Linked DNA regions of Homo sapiens: region 1 is linked to region 2. The links are chromatin loops, found by intact Hi-C in ENCODE. Cell type or tissue: spleen. All regions are shown on one strand. Links, peaks and the distances in the headings refer to the core of each region. The heading gives the core; the rest is flanking DNA. Region 1 overlaps SETX (senataxin). Region 2 overlaps TTF1 (transcription termination factor 1).

The links. Peaks named below come from ENCODE experiments on the same cell type or tissue, not always from the same donor. Only the 100,000 strongest peaks of a DNase experiment are listed, where the experiment ranks them.
Region 1: a loop joins it to region 2, with 8 times the contacts of the local background. A loop is called at or near these places in 4 of 110 quality-filtered maps.

What each region holds. Positions count from the first base shown.
Region 1 is chr9:132,318,963-132,329,014 of GRCh38, reverse strand. It overlaps SETX (senataxin), which reads left to right. Exons shown (of 26, transcript NM_015046.7): 10 at 1-2,691. Among named protein-coding and RNA genes, the nearest start is that of SETX, 31 kb to the left of the region's middle. In spleen, for the core only: no CTCF peak of the experiment used is centred there; no DNase peak of the experiment used is centred there; H3K27ac peaks cover 1,036 bases.
Region 2 is chr9:132,376,977-132,387,028 of GRCh38, reverse strand. It overlaps TTF1 (transcription termination factor 1), which reads left to right. Exons shown (of 11, transcript NM_007344.4): 9 at 408-473; 10 at 7,885-7,970. Among named protein-coding and RNA genes, the nearest start is that of TTF1, 25 kb to the left of the region's middle. RefSeq lists enhancers at 3,142-3,191, 4,609-4,768. In spleen, for the core only: no CTCF peak of the experiment used is centred there; DNase peaks (open chromatin) are centred at 2,418, 3,291 and 4,938; H3K4me3 peaks cover 1,908 bases; H3K27ac peaks cover 5,511 bases.

The DNA.
Region 1 (10,052 bases), core at 375-8,374, 57 kb after region 2:
GTATTGCCAAAAGAGAAACAATTAAAGAATGAAGAATTAGTTATTTTCTCTTTCCATGAAAACAATTGTAAAATACAGGAATTTCATGTTGATGGTAAAGAATTGATCCCTTTTACAGAAATGACCAATGCTTCAGAGAAGAAATCATCTCCCTTTAAAGATCTTATGACTGTACCTGAATCAAGAGATGAGGAGATGAGTAATAGTACCAGTGTGATTTATTCTAACTTGACAAGAGAACAGGCCCCTGACATCAGTCCTAAATCTGACACCTTAACGGATTCTCAGATAGACAGAGACCTTCACAAATTATCTTTACTAGCTCAAGCCAGTGTTATTACGTTCCCATCCGATTCACCTCAGAACTCATCGCAGCTGCAAAGGAAAGTAAAAGAAGATAAAAGATGTTTCACAGCTAACCAAAATAATGTTGGAGATACCTCCCGTGGACAGGTTATTATTATTTCAGATTCTGATGATGATGATGATGAAAGAATCCTGAGTCTTGAGAAACTCACTAAACAGGACAAAATATGCCTTGAGAGGGAACATCCAGAGCAGCACGTTTCAACAGTTAATAGTAAGGAGGAAAAGAATCCAGTAAAGGAAGAAAAGACAGAGACTCTTTTTCAGTTTGAGGAATCTGATTCTCAGTGTTTTGAGTTTGAAAGTTCATCTGAAGTGTTTTCAGTTTGGCAAGATCATCCAGACGATAATAATTCAGTTCAAGATGGTGAGAAAAAATGTTTGGCTCCTATAGCCAATACTACAAATGGTCAGGGTTGTACAGATTATGTATCTGAAGTTGTTAAAAAAGGAGCAGAGGGCATTGAAGAACACACAAGACCACGGAGTATTTCTGTTGAAGAATTTTGTGAAATTGAAGTAAAAAAGCCTAAGAGAAAACGATCTGAAAAACCAATGGCTGAAGATCCTGTGAGGCCTTCATCTTCTGTCAGAAATGAGGGCCAGTCTGATACTAATAAGAGAGATCTTGTGGGAAATGATTTTAAAAGTATTGATAGAAGGACTTCAACTCCCAATTCACGTATTCAGAGAGCCACTACGGTTTCACAAAAGAAGTCTTCAAAGCTTTGTACTTGTACAGAACCCATCAGGAAAGTTCCAGTTTCTAAGACCCCTAAGAAAACTCATTCAGATGCCAAAAAAGGACAGAATAGAAGTTCAAATTACCTAAGTTGTAGAACAACTCCTGCTATAGTGCCGCCAAAGAAATTTCGTCAGTGTCCTGAGCCAACTTCAACAGCTGAGAAACTTGGCCTGAAAAAGGGTCCTCGTAAGGCATATGAGTTGTCCCAGCGGTCTTTGGATTATGTAGCTCAATTACGTGATCATGGCAAAACTGTTGGAGTAGTTGATACCCGAAAAAAGACTAAATTAATTTCTCCTCAGAACCTGTCTGTCAGAAATAATAAGAAACTTCTGACTAGTCAAGAACTTCAGATGCAAAGGCAGATCAGACCCAAATCACAAAAAAATAGACGAAGACTTTCTGATTGTGAAAGTACAGATGTTAAAAGAGCAGGGTCACATACAGCACAGAATTCTGACATATTTGTACCAGAATCTGATAGGTCAGATTATAATTGTACAGGAGGAACTGAGGTACTTGCCAACAGTAACAGAAAACAGTTAATAAAATGCATGCCTTCTGAACCAGAAACCATAAAAGCAAAACATGGGTCTCCAGCAACTGATGATGCTTGCCCTTTGAACCAGTGTGATTCTGTAGTGTTAAATGGAACAGTACCAACAAATGAAGTAATTGTCTCCACTTCAGAAGACCCTCTGGGTGGAGGTGATCCAACAGCACGTCATATAGAGATGGCAGCTTTGAAAGAAGGAGAGCCTGACTCCAGCAGTGATGCAGAGGAAGATAACTTATTTTTAACCCAAAATGATCCTGAAGATATGGATTTATGTTCACAAATGGAGAATGACAATTATAAACTCATTGAACTAATTCATGGAAAAGATACAGTTGAGGTTGAAGAAGATTCTGTAAGTCGGCCTCAGTTGGAATCTTTGAGTGGCACAAAGTGTAAGTACAAAGATTGTCTTGAAACCACAAAAAACCAGGGTGAATACTGCCCAAAACACTCTGAAGTGAAAGCAGCAGATGAAGATGTATTTCGTAAACCTGGCTTGCCTCCTCCTGCATCTAAACCTTTGAGACCTACCACTAAGATTTTTAGCTCAAAGAGTACTTCACGAATTGCTGGTCTTTCTAAATCTTTGGAAACTTCTTCAGCACTTTCACCGTCTCTAAAAAATAAGTCAAAGGGGATACAGTCGATTTTGAAAGTACCACAGCCAGTTCCCCTCATAGCTCAGAAGCCAGTTGGTGAAATGAAGAATTCGTGCAATGTTCTTCATCCTCAGTCTCCGAATAATTCCAACAGGCAAGGTTGCAAAGTTCCATTTGGTGAAAGCAAATATTTTCCATCTTCCTCTCCAGTAAACATTCTTTTGTCATCACAGTCTGTCTCTGACACCTTCGTTAAAGAGGTCTTAAAATGGAAATATGAAATGTTTTTGAACTTTGGTCAGTGTGGGCCCCCTGCAAGTCTTTGTCAGTCCATCTCAAGACCTGTGCCTGTCAGATTTCACAATTATGGAGATTATTTTAATGTTTTTTTCCCTTTGATGGTATTGAATACTTTTGAAACAGTAAGTATGTGTTTCATTTGTATGCCTCTCCAAACTTTTCAAGTTACCTCTTTACCTTGCTGAGTGAAAATGAGAGTATAGTTCAAAAAATCAGCCAGGCGTGGTTGCGGGCACCTGTAATCCCAGCTACTCGGGAGGCTGAGGCAGAGAATTGCTTAAACCCAGGAGGCGGAGGTTGCAGTGAGCCGAGGTCGCGCCACTGCACTCCAACCTGGGCGGCAGAGTGAGACTCTGTCTCAAAAGAAAAAACAAAAAAAAGTATAGTTAAATTAAAATTGACCGTTTCGATTTAGATACTGGTTTTAGATTTCATGTTGAACAGACATTTGTGCCAGCCACTGTTTTAGATACTGGCAATACAGAGGAAACACTTTTTTTTTTTTTTTTTTTTAGGTGGAGTTTTGCTCTTGCTGCCCAGGCTGGAGTGCAATGGTGCGATCTTTGCTCACTGCAACCTTCTGCCTCCCAGGTTCAAGTGATTCTCCTGCCTCAGCCTCCCAAGTAGCTGAGATTACAGGCCTGCGCCACCAGGCCTCACTAATTTTGTATTTTTAGTAGAGAAGGGGTTTCACCATGTTGGTCAGGCTGGTCTTGAACTTCTGATTCTGACCTCAGGTGATCCACCAGCCTCGGCCTCCCAAAGTGCTGGGATTACGGGCATGAGCCACTGTGCCTGGCTGGAAACTCTGCTCCTTGGAGCTGATAGACACAACTCAGGGTGCTAATATACCAAGTGCAGAGGTAACACAGAAGGAAATGTTTATTGACGCACGGGTAAAGGAAGACTTCTCAGAGGAGATAGTTTCCCATGTGCATTTGTTTTGTTTTTAAGTAAGAGACCTCTGCTGTAGTTTTCTTGAGGAGGTGGCAAAGGGTGAATTACATTGAACACAAAGTAATGAATCCTAAATTTCCCTACACGTCAGACTTCCCAGTTTCTTTCTTTCTTTTTTCTTTTTTCTTTTTTTTGAGACGAGTCTCGCTCTGTCGCCCAGGCTGGAGTGCAGTGGTGCAATCTCGGCTCACTGCAAGCTCTGCCTCCCGGGTTCAGGCTGTTCTCCTGCCTCAGCCTCCCGAGTAGCTGAGACTATAGGCTCTCGCCACCACGGCCGGCTAATTTTTTGTATTTTTAGTAGAGATGGGGTTTCACCATGTTAGCCAGGATGGTCTCAATCTCCTGACCTTGTGATCTGCCCGCCTTGGCCTCCCAAAGTGCTGGGATTACAGGCGTGAGCCACTGCGTCTGGCCGCCAGTTTCTTACTCATCACAGCAGCTGCTCTGTGTAACAGCCTCCCCAACCCCAGCACATCCTATTCTGGTTCTTCTCTCCTCCTTACTCAAGTAGAGTTGACAAACGATAAGATTCCCGTTAAAATTTGAGAAAAACATCAAATAATTCTTTAGTGTAAGCATTCAACTGCGTTTAGAAGGATTTTTGTGTGTGTGTTTTCAAGGCAGGTAAGAAGTGGGAGCAAATTTTTAGTTAATCCTCAAAAGAAACTTTCGTGTATACAGTAATACTCTTAAAACCAACAATGTTGAGGTAAATAGTCATGGTTCATTAGCTTGATAGATATTTGAGTGCCTAGTATGTGCCAAGTGCTCTTACAAGCATGGGAGATAAAGTGGTGAACAAGACAGGTGTGAGGTCTCTGCTCTCTGGAAGTGACCATTTGGGATTGAGATAAGGACTCTAGTATGATCTAGAACAAAGGGGACAGGGCACTTTCTGGAGAGATCAGATAACCTCTATGAGCAGATGATATTTACACTGAGACCCAAGTGACTAGGAGTTAACTGTGGGAAGTATGTTACAGGCAGAGTGGAGTGCAAAGACAGTCTGGTAACAAGATTGGAGTGTTGGGGAAGGAAGTGTAATGTACAAAGGGACAAGTCTACTACAAAAGAAGAGAAGTGAGTTGTTAACACTGTACATGGCAAGATAAATGGCTTTTATAAAGCTTGAGTGAACGTATCTTCATCAATGTACTTTATGTTAAATCTTTTGATCAATTCGTACCTCAAATTTTAGCCATTTTTGAGAGTTGCTTTATTATTTTTTTTTCCTAAGGTACTTTTGTTTTAGCAGGAGTTGCTTTATTTTCGCTGGAAAGCACTAAATTGCTTAGAAGCCATTCATAACCCTATGAAGGGTAGACACTTACTTTCATTTCCTGAGTTAAAAGATATTTATTAAGATTTATTTCCTTCAGGACATTTTTGTAGTCTCAGCTTTTTAAAAACAGAATGAGCACAAGTTCCATTTGTACATATACAGAGTTTAAAATAGTCAAAGATTTCTATCTGGCCCATTATAAAGAACATCAGGCACCCCTCATCCCCTCAAGTAACTATTTTCTATTCTTAATGAGTCCTTTGGAAATTTCTTTCCATTTTTATCTTTTTTTTTTCTTTTTTGGAGACAGGGTCTCACTCCTGTCCCCCAGGCTGGAGTACAGTGGCACAATTATGGCTCACTGCAGCCTCAACCTCTTGGCCTCTGGTAGTCCTTCCACCACAGCCTCTTGAATAACTGGGACTACAGGCTCACACCATAATGTCCAGCTAATTTTTGTATTTTTAGTAGAGGCAGAGTTTTTCCCATGTTGCCTAGGCTGGTCTCAAACTACTGGGCTCAAGTGATCCACCTGCCTTTGCCTCTCAAAGTGCTACGATTACAGGCGTGAGCCATCCCGCCTGGCCTTCCTTCCATATTTCTGAATAACATGTCCATATTGTAACTCCTTGATTTTTCAGTTTTAGGCGTTTCTGTTTCCTGCTTCAGGAACTACCCCCATTTCCAGCCCAACCCTTGCACACACTCTTCCTGTTCCCTCACCCTCATTATGGGATTGTCTTGAAATTTTTAGATCCATTTTTGTTATTTTGACTATGTGAAAGATATCTTCAGCTAAGCCATGTAGTATGCTGTAATTGCCTTTCCATTTCCTTCCAAACTCTGTGTTTTCCTTGGATTTATTGTTTTATATGTTTATTTAATTTTCTACTTATCACTAAATTAATGCCAGGATGTCTTTTCTTGAATGTTTAAATCGCTCATGATCAGGTACGTTAGTTAATCTATAAATTTGTTCTGTGTGTGGTGCATGATGATATTCCTGAAATAGTAGTCCTTATCCTTGGGTTGGGTCTGTATCTCCTCCACCCCCGTCATCTTTCTTGGTTACTCATGTTAGCGAGGCCTGTCCTTCAGGCTTCCAGAGAAGAGGATATATGAGAGGTACATTTTTGAAATCTTGCATGTCTTAGAATTTCTTTAATCTTCTCATTTTCTTTAATTTTTTCTATCTTTCATCTCATTTTCTTTTTGTTATCCTTTCTTGGAGGCCACCTCAACTTTTCTCCTAAGTCCGTTGAATCCTTTTTAGCGTATTTTTAGTTTCCTGGAACTCTTGTTCTCTGAATAGTCCTTTATTCTATTTCATGGATGTGGTATTTTTTATTAGCTAAAGTTTATGATAATTTTAAAGTTAGCTAAAAGTTTTTCTCTTTTTGCATGGTTCGTGTTTCCCCAGTTGGTTTTTCCTGTTCATTTTAGTGTTTATAGTCCTTTCTGTTAATTCCTTTTTTCAGGTGGTAATGATTTCTGGTGGTCTACTCACATTTAAGAACAGGAAACTAAAGAGTAGATTGGAACATTATTCATGGTAGCCAAAAAGTGGAAACAACCCAAATGTGTGTCAGTTGATGAATGGATAAACAGGTCTGTTCATACAATGAATGGAATATTATTCAGCCATAAAAAGAAGTGAAGATCTGTGTTCACTAATGAACCTTGAAAACATTGTGCTAAGTGAAATAAGTCAGGGACAGAAGGTCACATATTATATGATTCCGTTCATATGTATTGTCCAGAATAGGCAAATCTGTAGAGACAGAAAGATGAGTAGTAGTCAGGGGAAGGAAGGAGGGGGGAATTGGGATTGCTGATAGGTACAGTGTTTCTTTTGGGGTGATGGAAATGGTGCGGAATTAGGTAGTGGTGATGGTTGCACAGCATAGTAAATAAAACCATAGTACTAAAAACCACTGAGACGTACACTTTAAAATGGTGAGTTTTATGTTGTATGAAATACCGTCTCCATTTAAAAAATATTACTTTAAAAAGAGAATAAATTTGATTAGCAATAGGTTAAAAAAGATGCCTAGGAAAACATGAAATCTTCAGATACTTTTACAAAAACGAGCCTCTTTATGGTTGCACTCTGGAAGGCAAACGTGATCTGAAGGGCGCCATAGCAGGGTAAAACCCAGCATTAGTTTCATTCTTCATGGTAAGGTTTTGTGCTTAGGTGCAGTTATAATCTGTATTTTGTTATATATATAAAAGATGAAAACACCAGAAGCTCTGAGTGAAAGGGTGGGCTTGTTGACCATTGGCACTTCATTAGGAAGCCCCACCCCACCATTATGTCAATCAATGTCTTTTTTTCTTTTTCTTTTTCTTTTTTCTTCAGACGGAGTCTCACTCTGTTGCCCAGGCTGGAGTGCAGTGGCACGATCTCGGCTCACCGCAACCTCTGCCTCTTGGGTTCAAGCATTTCTCCTGTCTCAGCCTCCTGAGTAGCTGGGACTACAGGTGCACACCACCACACCCGGCTAATTTTTGTGGGTTTTTTTTTTTGTAGTTTTTTTTTTTTTTTTTTTGAGACAGTATCGCTCTGTTGCCCAGGCTGGAGTGCAGTGGCATGATCTCAGCTCACTGCAAGCTCCGCCTCCTGGGTTCATGCCATTCTCCTGCCTCAGCCTCCCAAGTAGCTGGGACTATAGGTGCCTGCCACCATGCCTGGCTAATTTTTTGTATTTTTTAGTAGAGACGGGGTTTCACCATGTTGGCCAGGATGGTCTCGATCTCCTGACATCTTGATCCACCCACCTCGGCCTTCCAAAGTGCTGGGATTACAGGTGTGAGCTACCGCGCCCAGCCCTAAGTTTTGTGTTTTTAGTAGAGGTGGGGTTTTGCCATATTGGTCAGGCTGGTCTCAAACTCCTGACCTCAGGTGATCCACCCGCCTTGGCCTCCCAAAGTGCTGGGATTACAGGCGTGAGCCACCGCGCCCGGCCTCCCAATGTCTTTAGTCTTTATTTTTCCTGTCAGGTCTCAGTTCCCAAAAAAGAATCGTCACATATTTTACCTGGGAAATGTAGGCGTGGCAGGGAGCTGAGTGTGGGAAGAGGGCTGGGTAGGAGTGGGGGACGGAGGAGAGGTGTTGGAGCATTCAGTGTGTAAACATTTACTACTATCTCATCCTCATCCTTGCTGTCCTCAAGGTCAGAGACTGCTTATCCTCTCTAGAGACAAAATCTCTTGTCATTTTTTGCTGGGACCAGGGAGGAACAGTTGCCCTCCAGCCATCCTTCTAGAGAGAGCTGTTGCTTCCCAGTTGGAGTTCACGTTCTTGGGCTTGCTGAGTTAGTTCCATTCATCCCTCTGCTTTGCAGCTTCCAAAGTGTGGTTACTGTTGTCTCCTCTTCTGTCCTTTTTGTTCTAATTGGTCAATGCTGTTTTTTAAAATCTCTTTGGTGTTTTAGTGGGGTTTCAGGAGGGAAGGAAATGGTGTGTGTTCAATCTACTTTGAAGTTACACCTTTCTTTTTAACCATACGATTTCAACCGTCTTATTTAAGCATTTCTGGTTTATACAGGCCAATAATTATTGGTGGTATTAAGGTGCCTTGTTTAGTTTTTTTTTTTTTTTTTTTTTTTTTGAGTTGGAGTCTCGCTCTGTTGCTCAGGCTGGAGTGCAGTGGTGCGATCTTGGCTCACTGCAAGCTCTGCCTCCCGGGTTCACACCATTTTCCCTCCTCAACCTCCCGAGTAGCTGGGATTACAGGCGCCCGCCATCAGGCGTCCGGCACCACGTCTGGCTAATTTTTGTTTTTGTATTTTTAGTAGCGACGGGGTTTCACTGTGTTAGCCAGGATGGTCTCAATCTTCTGACCTTGTGATCTGCTCGCCTCAGCCTCCCAAAGTGCTGGGATTACAGGCGTGAGCCACTGCGCCCGGCCTAGACTTTTTTTTTGGGGTTACCAAATTTGGTTTATATCCTATTTAGAACCTGAAACATAGATTTAATTATTTGGTTATGTTTTATTGCAAGTGGAATGTAGTGACATTACGTAGAATTATCTCTTACGAAAGACAAATGAGAACAGATTCAACTTTTAGAAATGAGTCTTTTGTATATTGATGTGACGGGAAGAAGAATTTTTTTTTTAATCCTTGTATTTAACACATAAAAGTGTTAATTGGATACATGTGCACTGTTTTGCCAGGGGCCAATTTTTTGCAGTCAGTTGTGGCAAATGCTCTTTTATTTTAAAACTTAGATATGCTTTCTGTTATCTGCAGTCCTCTACTGTTGCCTCTCCTGTGTAGAGGTCATTGTAGGTTGCATGGACAGGGAGCAGGCAGGCAAGGAGTACCCTTAGACACTAACTTAGTACCATTAGGCACTAACTTGGATTCTCAGTGCCCAGTAGGGAGATGGCTCTATTTCTGTGGCTAATTTCAGACAAGATTGGGTGAATTTAGGGTGGTATGGCTATGGATGCTTTGGCTAATTTCAGATTGTAATCAGTTCTGTGAAGGAAACAAATAGGCAGAAATGATGAATTGTTGTGAGTGGCAATATTGGGAGGCTGCTCTTGAGACCTGGCTGACATCCAGAAGAAGAAAGTATTGTTCAGGAGGTGGGGTGGAATGTCAAGAATGTAATGCCATGAGATGGGAACTGAGTCTTAACGAAGAAAGAGATTAGGCTGGTATGGCCGAAGTGAAGTAGCTGATAAGGGGTAAAGAGAAATGAAATAAGATTGGAGAAATGAGAGCCAGATACAGCGCTGTAAGCTGCAGGTTGATATTTCATTCTCAGTTCAGTGAGAAGGTACTGAAAGATTTTTATTTGGTTGGTCATTTAGACTGGGGGAATAGTAATAGTAACCAGTTTACGTTTTTTACACACCATTTGCTGTTGCTGTGGAGAGTAATCTTTAGAAAGGTAAGCATAAATGCAGTTGACCAGTCAAGGGGCTACTATAGTAGCCCAGGAGAAAGGTGATGGTGGCTTGATTTGGGTGGGAGCTGTAGAAATGGAGAGGAATTCAATATATTGGGGGTAAATTTTGGAGAGAGTACTTAGAAGACTTGGTGATAGAACTGATGTGGGAGTTAAGAAGGGAGGATGATTCTGAAGTTTTTGGCTTAAGCATCTGGTTAGATTGTGATGCTGTTTACTTGATGTCAAATGATCACGGGCTAATGGCCCTCTCTTTTGGGAGTGACATTGCTGAAGCCAGGGAGTGTAGTTGAAGATGTTAAACTGATACATATTGTGAGA
Region 2 (10,052 bases), core at 1,249-9,248:
CCACGATCACGCCACTGCAGTCCAGCCAGGGTGACAGAGCGAGACCCTGTATCAAAAAAAAGACCTTCACAGTGTCTGTCACATAGTACAGATGTCCTCTTACTGTGTGTCTATGTTGAATGATGAGGTGGTGTTTTTTACTGTGAGAAAGCAACATGGTTTGTTGAGAGAAACAAAGGGCTCAGAAAGAGGAAAGAGGTCTTTTCAGCCCATCTCTGTAGCCCACCAACTGACTGACCTGGATTAACCTTGGGCTGGGATGCTGAGCTCACTGTGCATGTGTAACGAGGGAGCTGGAATGCGGCGAAAGCGCACATACCTTCCAGCTCTCAGCACTCCACGCGTCCATGAAGATGGCTATCATGATTATTTTTGCTTGAAAATTTAATTTTTATTTTTTCTCACAGGTTGTATGAAATAAATGTGGAAGATACTAATGAAATAGACTGGGAAGATCTTGCTAGTGCCATAGGGTAAGACCATTTGTTTAATATTAAACTAATTAAAATATAGAGATGACTTAATAAATACAATAACTCCCTATCATCTTACAGGGCTGATAATGATGCTGCATTTGGAATTTTGTATAAGTGGTGGTTAAAATTCAGTGTATTTGCTAGGAAACCAATTTGTTAGTGCAGAGGAAACTGTAATTTTAGGAGCAGTGTATACGTAAAGGCTCTGAGCTGCTAGGTAGATCAGGTTTTCATGACACTAAATACATCACTAGTTGGATATGTTTTTCATTTTTCTTCCCTTTTTTTAGTGTCACATAGATCATCACGCCTCAGGTGTTTTGTGATTACAGATTTTAGCTAGAGCATAATACCTATGGCCCACCCACCTCCCTCCTATTTCAGTTTTCCAGTGGAAAAATAATCGTGTAAGGAAGTATTACCATACAGTCGAGTTGACCTTGGCAGGCATTGGAGGTGATATTATAGGTACTTTAGTAACAATGAAGTGAATTTTCCCAGTACATACCTTTTATCAATTCCAATTATTGAAAAATCAAAGGCTCAGAATTACTCTTCACCCACCAAATACGAGGTGCCTATATGCCAGGCATTTTTCTAGGCTCTGGGGATACAGCATTGAACAAAAGACAAGTTCCTTGCCTGGTAGAGCATCCATTCTGCTGACACAAATGCCAAGTTTTGTATAGTATAGAATTAACCTAAAAACTACATTGATGATAACGATATCAAACTAATAATAATTATTGACTACCTTCTGTATACCAGGCACAGAGTAGGAACTCACATTTAGTTCTGGGAAGAGACTGTAAACAAATAAGCTCATTTCAGATAGCATGGTACCAAAAAGAAAACAAAAATAGAGTAGAAGGGACGTCGGGGGCAATCAGATAGAGTGGTTAGGGAAGACTATGGAAGCAGAAGCGGTGGCAGGGTAGCCATGCGGGGATGAGACTGAAGATGTTCGGACAGAGAGTAGTGAATGCGGACACCTTGAGCCAGCACTGGCTGGGCACATTCAAGGGACTGGAAAGGGACCAGGTGGCCCAGAACAGTGAGTAAAATGACGGCAGCGATGGGCTGGGTGCGTGTGCAGGCCAGACTCCCACGCCTCAGGGGACTTCAGACAGTTGACAACTCAGCACACGCTCCAGACATCCAGGAGTTCCAGTTACCTTTGTGTACCCAATTTGGAACTTTGTAAACACTAGCAATTCTCTGGTTTTCAGCCCAGCTCTCACTTCAAAATCATCTGGGGAACTTTTAAAAAATACCAGTGCCACGTGAATGGGATTGGTCTGGTGTGGGGTCTGGCTTCGCATGAATGGGATTGGTCTGGTGTGGGGTCTGGCTGTCAGGATTGTTCAGAGCTCCAGGTGACTCAGATGTGTTACCCTGCCGAGACCCCGTGCTTTAGCGCTGGTTAAATGACTTGGTCGGTTCCCAGTTAGAACGTTTTAGTTGTGTGTAACAATTCAAATACAGAACTGAATATCATGCCCCACCCATAAGGAAAAAGGACTTGACTGTTCAGTTTGATTTTGCTGTTTTTCTGGAATAGGTAATAGATTACGTAGTCCAGAATTAAAGAAACGTAGGCTGGGCACGGTGGCTCTTGCCTGTAATCCCAGCACTTTGGGAGGCCAAGGTGGGCAGATCACCTGAGGTCAGGAGTTCAAGACCAGCCTGGCCAACATGGTTCAACTCCGTCTCTACAAAAATACAAAAATTAGCCAGGCATGATGGCAGGTGCCTGTAGTCCCAGCTACTCAGGAGGCTGAGGCAGGAGAATCGCTTGAACCCAGGAGGCGGAGGTTGCAGTAAGCCGAGATCATGCCATTGCACTCCAGCCTGGGCAACAGAGCAAGACTCCATCTCAAAAGAAAAGAAAGAAAGAAAGAAACCTGAAAGGAAACACAGTGAAAAGTGTCCCCTTACCACTCACCAGCCACGCGTAGCCCTACAGGAAACCAGTATCTATTTTCCGTAGATGGTTTATGCAAAATGTCTGCAGGATCTGAGTGATGTTCTGATGGCTAATGTTGGCTATTTATACCTACTCTCTTTTGTTACTGCTTGAATAGGAGTTACCAGAGATTGTCTTTTCAAAGCACCAGCTTTGATTGCGTTGACCCTATCTTGTGATTATTCTAATGTCAGCTCTTTATCACGCCCTCCCTTCAGCTCTCTTTGAGTTTATTTTGCTGCTGTTCTTCAACTTCTTGAGATGGGTTCTTAGCTCATTTTCCATTTTTCTTTCTTTGTAATATACATTTAAGGCCATATGTTTTCTTCTAAGTACTGCTTTATTAGCAATGCCCAATTATTTTTTTCAGAAACTTTATTAGGAAAATTTTAGACAGATACAAAATAAATGAAGCTTCATGTACCCATCACCCCAGTTCAGCAACTGTCAAAATCCAGCCGTCCTTATTAAACATCTACATTCACTCCCTCCAATTACTGTTATCTGTTTTGGTAAATTTTACATACTTTGCAGCCTTAGTACCATTCAAAATTCAAATAATTCTAGTAATTCCATTTCTAGAAATACATTCTACAAAACAACTTCACACATACATGAAATGACTTGTATACAGAGTAACTGACTGCAAAAGGCCTGTTAATAGGGGACTGGCTATATATGTATTTTACCCATATAGTGACATTCTTTATAGCTACAAAAAATCATGAGAAAGCCCCTCGGTGGTGGGGCAAAGAAAGCGCCAAGATACAGTCTTGGGTGAGGAAACACTGCGTGGTTGCAGGGTGGTGTGCCAGCGCCACAGAACAGGAAAGCTGCAATGTGTGTGTTTATTCGAGACTTCCAGTCTCTGTGCTCTGGACCAAATAAATCAGACCAGCCCTCCCTCCAGCCCACCTGCCACCGAAGACACCCAAGAAAGGCAAATGAAATGTATGCAAAGTCTCTTAAAGGCTTCAAAAAGCTAAACAAGTTGCAAGAGTAACAGAAAGAACCCCGCATCCCCTTTACCCATAGTCGCCTCTTCTGAACATTCTGCTACGTTCACTTTATCATCCCTCTCTCCCTCCTCCAAGGGAATACGGTTTTTCCCATAACCATTCAAGAGTTAGTGGCAGATACCACTTCCCAAGCAAGGATGTTATTTTACATAACCATAGTACAATCGAGAATCAGGAAGTTTCACATTGATATAGTACACCCTCTAAAACATAGTCCACATTCAGATTTCACCAGTTGTCCCAGTAATGTCCTTGATAGCATTTTCCCCCTTTAATAATTGTTCCATTTCCTTAGTGTCCTTTTTTTTTTTTTTTTTGAAGACAAGAGTCTTACTCTGTTGCCCAGGCTGGAGTTACAATGGTGTGATCTCAGCTCACTGCACCCTCTGCCTCCCAGGTTCAAGCAATTCTTGTGCCTCAGCCACCTAAATAGCTGGAATTAGAGGCATGCACCACCCTGCCTGGCTAGTTTTTTTTTTAATTAGTTAATTTTTTTTTTTTTGAGACGGATTTTCACTCTTGTTGCCCAGGCTGGAGTGCAACAGCGTGATCTCGGTTCCCTGCAACCTCCACCTTCCGGGTTCAAGCAGTTCTCCTGTCTCAGCCTCTGAATAGCTGGGATTACAGGTACCTGCCACCATACCTGGCTAATTTTTGTATTTTTAATAGAGACAAGGTTTCACCATGTTGGCCAGGCTGGTCTCAAACTCCTTACCTCAAGTGATCCACCCACCTCAGCCTCCCAAATTGCTGAGATTACAGGCGTGAGCCACCACACCTGACTTTTTTTTTTTTTTTTTTTTTTTGTATTTTTAGTAGAGATGGGGTTTTGCCATGTTGCCCAGGCTATGCTTGAACTCCTGGCCTTAATCCCTCTCAAAGTGCTGGGATTACAGACGTGAGCCACCATGCCCGGCCTTCCTTACTGTCTTTTAATCTATGAAGATCGTCCATCTTTGCTGTTGATGGTAGTGAAATTTTGGAGGAATACAGGCTAGGTGTTTTGTAGAATGTCCGCAGTTGGCACTTGTCTGGTATTTCCTCTTGAGGAGATTCAGGCTGTGTCCTTCGGGCAGGAGTACAGCATATTCCTGATGTTTGCTATCACTGCATTACGTCACAAGGTACATAATTCTCGTTTTGACTTTTTTTTATTATTTAGCTAAGGCAGCATCTGCCTCTTTTCCCCACTGTATAAAAATACTGGTTCTTCCTTTGGTGGTAAGAAATGGCTGTGGGAAGACATTTTAAGACTATATAAAGATCCTGTTCCTCTTTAAGCTTCTGTCAGTTTCCTTGTGGTTTTCATTTGCATTTCTCATGTGAGAAGTGAGATTGAACATGGCTCTTGTGTTTATAAGCTGTCTCTCTTTCCCTTCACTGTGAGCCTTCACTGCACATAGCTCTTGCATTTTAATCAGTTCCTGCGATTGGAGGGCCCACCACTCTCGATATCTCAACTTACTGCTTGCTACGCAAGGGAGAGCTGGGCTGCAGAGCACAGGCCCTCTACGTGTTGCCGAGCATCATGGGGCTCGGGGATCAGTGACTTTCAGATGCAGGGATGTTGAGGGATTGTTTGGCCTTTGGTTTTGGAAGGTAGACAGTGGGGTGAGGCTGCTGCAGCCTGGCTGACTTCCAGAAGTGTGGCTACTGGTGTGAGGTCGCCATTGGTCCATTAGGAAAGATTTTGTTTTGTTTCTAGTCAATATTCTGCGGAACCATTAGGGAGGGTTTAAACTGGTTCTGGTGGTTAGTTATTTATGGTTTGGGATTATAACCAAACAAGAAAGGACAATCCGTCTCTTCCTTCTTGAATGTGGAGAATTGGAAATTCTTAGTCCAGGCCCTGCCAGGACTCACAGATACATGCCGTGGTCCCAAAGTCTTTTCTTTTCTAGCTCATCTGAGGGGCAGGGTGCCCACTCTTCAGCATCATAGGCCCCAAGCAGGGAGGGTGCCAGGTGCTTTGAAGGAGGTGACGCTGATGTGCACCCCACCAGCTCCCATCTTGAGAACGACTTACATTGACAAAGCCCTTTATAATGTCAAACCACTTTTTAAAAATTCAACTTTTCGGCCGGGCGTGGTGATTCACGCCTGTAATCCCAGCACTTTGGGAGGCCAAGGCGGGTGGATTGCTTGAGGTCAGGAGTTTGAGACCAACCTGCCCAACATGGTGAAACCCCATCTCTACTAAAATACAAAAATTAGCTGGGCGTGGTAGCAGGTACCTGTAATCCCAGCTACTGGGGAGGCTGAGGCAGAATTGCTTGAACCCAGGAGGAGGAGGTTGCAGTGAGCCGAGATTGCGTCACTGCACTCCAGCCTGGGCCACAGAGCCAGACTCCATCTCAAAAAAAAAAAAAATTCAGCTTTTCCATTAAATTTGTGTATGCTTTGTGACATTTCTTCAGATCACATGATTTTTAAAACTAAAATGGGTTTTTATGGTTTTAAATAAAATTACATGTTTAAAAACTGATTATTAAGCTGCACGTGGTGACACATGCCTGTTGTCCCAGCTACTCTGGAGGCTGAAGTGGGAGGATCGCTTGAGCCTGGGAGCCAGAAGTTGCAGTGACCCGAGATCACGCCACTGCATTCCAGCCTGGGTGACAGAGTGAGACCCTGTCTCAAGAAAATAAATTAAATAAAAATAAATAAAAGGGCCCCACAAAATCCAGGTAGGGGGTAACTGATGAACTGATTACCTATTTCAGATTTACGAATCTCAAAACTCTAAGATAGAGATTATGGCATCTAGTCAAATACTATTTGAAATACTACGTACTCTCAAAGTTTTAATAACAAAATGGTAAAAATTATATTGAAGGTTCAGTCTCCTCAGATTCTTAAAGACTTTGTGAATTATATAGGCAGGATTTAAGGATAGCATCTCCACCTAATGAGGTGTAACACTTGCTTGGTTTTAAAACGTCCAGATCAGTTCTTGTTGCTTCCTGAAGCATGGGCTTGGGTCTGCAGCATGTTGGGCGCACAGCATTATGGGAAGGGAAAAGGCACAGGCTGCCGTAGAGCTGGGGTTTCAGAGTGAGACAGATTTGGCATAGAGTCCAGGGACTCCACTTAAAGTCTGTGGGCAGTTGTTCCCTATTTGTCTGAGCCTTTGTTTCCTCATCTGCATTATGGTTTAATAGGCTGTCAGGAAGGCTAAAGGAGATAATGGGCCAGGTGCAGTGGCTCATGCCTGTAGTCCCAGCACTTTGGGAGGCCAAAGCAGGTGGGTCACCTGAAGTCAGGAGTTCAAGACCAGTCTGGCCAGCATGGTGAAGCCCTATCTTTACTAAAAATACAAAAATACAAAAATTTAGCTGGGCGTGGTGGTGGGCACCTGTAATCCCAGCTACTCAGGAGGCTGAGCCAGGAGAACAACCTGAACCTTGGAGGCAGAAGTTGCAGTGAACTGAGAATGTGCCTCTGCACTCCAGCCTGGGTGACAGAGCGAGACTCCATCCAAAAAAAAAAAAGAAGATAATGCGAGAAAGAGACATTGTCTGGTACCTGGCACATACGTCCTCAGCTAGTGGTTGCTGTGATGAAGAGGTCGGAAGAATCTGATCATCTTTTACCTCTACATACTTAGCAGATCAAATTCTTCATGCTAATCATTTTAACAACTGGATTAGTTAATTGTTTTTTAATGTTCCCCTTTTATTAGGAAAAAGTGCCCAAAAAGTTTAGTGGTTTTTTACTTTAAAATACAATTTAAGAATAATTTCTGACCCACTTATTGTAAATTGAAATGTTTTGTAAATTGAAAACGTACCAAAACCTCATAAGCATCTGCTCTTTTTAGCTTTGTGAAATAAACATCAGGGAACATCTGTCTTTGAATTGTGACCAATATGTATGTGTCCTGAGTGTAATGGTTAAGAGGGTAGGATCTGGAGTCACACTACTTGATGAAGTCCCAGCTCTATCCCTGATTAGCCATGTGAGCTTGGGCAACTTCTCTGTGCCTCAGTTTCCTCGTCTCTCCAGCACGAGGGAGAGAGTGGTAACTCCCTCCTTGAGTTGTCGTGAGGATTATTTATTGCTGCAGTTAAGGTGCTTAGGGCAGGGCTGAGCACAAGGTAAGCATCAGCCCGTTAGCCGGCATTATACTTTGCCTTCTATACTTTGCCTTCTCGACTAGTGATACAAGTTATCTTAATTTAAATAGAATCCATTCTGTACTACTGATTCTTTTTCCCCTTTACATTTTTTTAAACCAAATAAACAATAGCTTTCCATATTCCACAAAAATTGTGTCATATTTGTATCACACATGTATGATGATCTTATGTTTACGATAAAAAAAACTATAAACCTCACCTGAATAAATGTACTTACTACACTGTATTGAAATGATAGATTTTTAAACTAACTTGCTTTTTATCTTTTCTTTCCTTTTCTAAAGTGATGTTCCTCCATCTTACGTTCAAACTAAATTTTCTAGGCTGAAAGCTGTCTATGTTCCATTTTGGCAGAAAAAGACTTTTCCAGGTTAGTATTCTTAATATTTATATGGCTAAGAACATGGCATTTGGTGCCACATGCTGGTAATGAAAGTCACCTAGGCAGGTGACTGGACTTAGAGCCTCAGCTTCATCAGCTGCAAAATGGTGGAAACAGGCAGATTATAATCCCTATCTGACAGGACTTCCAGAAGTCCTAAATGAAGCATGAACGTGTAGGGTGTGGTCATCCCGGTGCTTGACACTTAGCGACCACTCTGTAAATAACTGAGTCCTGCTGGTGTTGCCATCACACACACACACTCGTGCACACAGCACATGCACACATGACATGCCCGTGCACCACACCACATGCAAGCACTCACACACACCACATGCACTCACACCACATGCACTCACACACACCACATGCATGCACTCACACACGTATGCACTCACACCACATGCACTCACACCAACCACATGCACTCACACCACATGCACTCACACCACATGCATTCACACACCACATGCACTCACACCACATGCATTCACACACCACATGCACTCACACCACATGCACTCACACCCACCACATGCACTCACATCACATGCATTCACACACACCACATGCACTCACACACACCACATGCACTCACACCACATGCATTCACACACCACATGCACTCACACCACATGCACTCACACCACATGCATGCACTCACACACACCACATGCATTCACACGCACCACATGCACTCACACCACATGAATTCACACACACACCACATGCACTCACACACACCACATGCACTCACCACATGCATTCACACACCACATGCACTCACACACACCACATGCACTCACACCACATGCATGCACTCACACACCACATGCATTCACACGCACATGCACTCACACCACATGCATTCACACACACCACATGCACTCACACACACCACATGCACTCACACACACCACATGCATGCACTCACACACACCACATGCACTCACACCACATGCACTCACACACACCACATGCACTCACACACCACATGCATTCACACACACACCACATGCACTCACACCACATGCATTCACACGCACCACATGCACTCACACCACATGCATGCACTCACACACACCACATGCACTCACACCACATGCATTCACACGCACCACATGCACTCACACACACATGCACTCACACCACATGCACTCACACACACCACATGCATGCACTCACACCACATGCATTCACACACACCACATGCATTCACACACACCACATGCACTCACACCACATGCACACACACCACATGCACTCACACACACCACATGCATTCACACGCACCACATGCACTCACACCACATGCACTCACACACACATGCACTCACACACACCACATGCACTCACACCACATGCATTCACACACCACATGCACTCACACACACCACATGCATTCACACGCACCACATGCACTCACACCACATGCATTCACACACACACCACATGCACTCACACACACCACATGCACTCACCACATGCATTCACACACACACCACATGCACTCACACTACATGCATGCACTCACACCACATGCATGCACTCACACACACCACATGCATTCACACACACCACATGCACTCACACACACCACATGCATGCACTCACACCACATGCATGCACTCACACACACCACATGCACTCACACCACATGCACTCACACACACCACATGCACTCACACACACCACATGCACTCACACCACATGCATTCACACACACACCACATGCACTCACACCACATGCATTCACATGCACCACATGCACTCACACCACACGCATGCACTCACACACACCACATGCACTCACACCACATGCACTCACACCACATGCATGCACTCACACCACATGCATGCACTCACACACCACATGCATGCACTCACCACATGCATGCACTCACACACACCACATGCATGTACACACATACACAGAAGCATACACATATTCCAGAAAGAATAAAAGACACCCAGTTCCTTCTTTGTAGCCATTTGTGGGTGGTTTAGATATGTAAGTCCCAAACTCAGATCATCAGAGCCATGTGAGGAACTTGTTAAAAACACAAATTT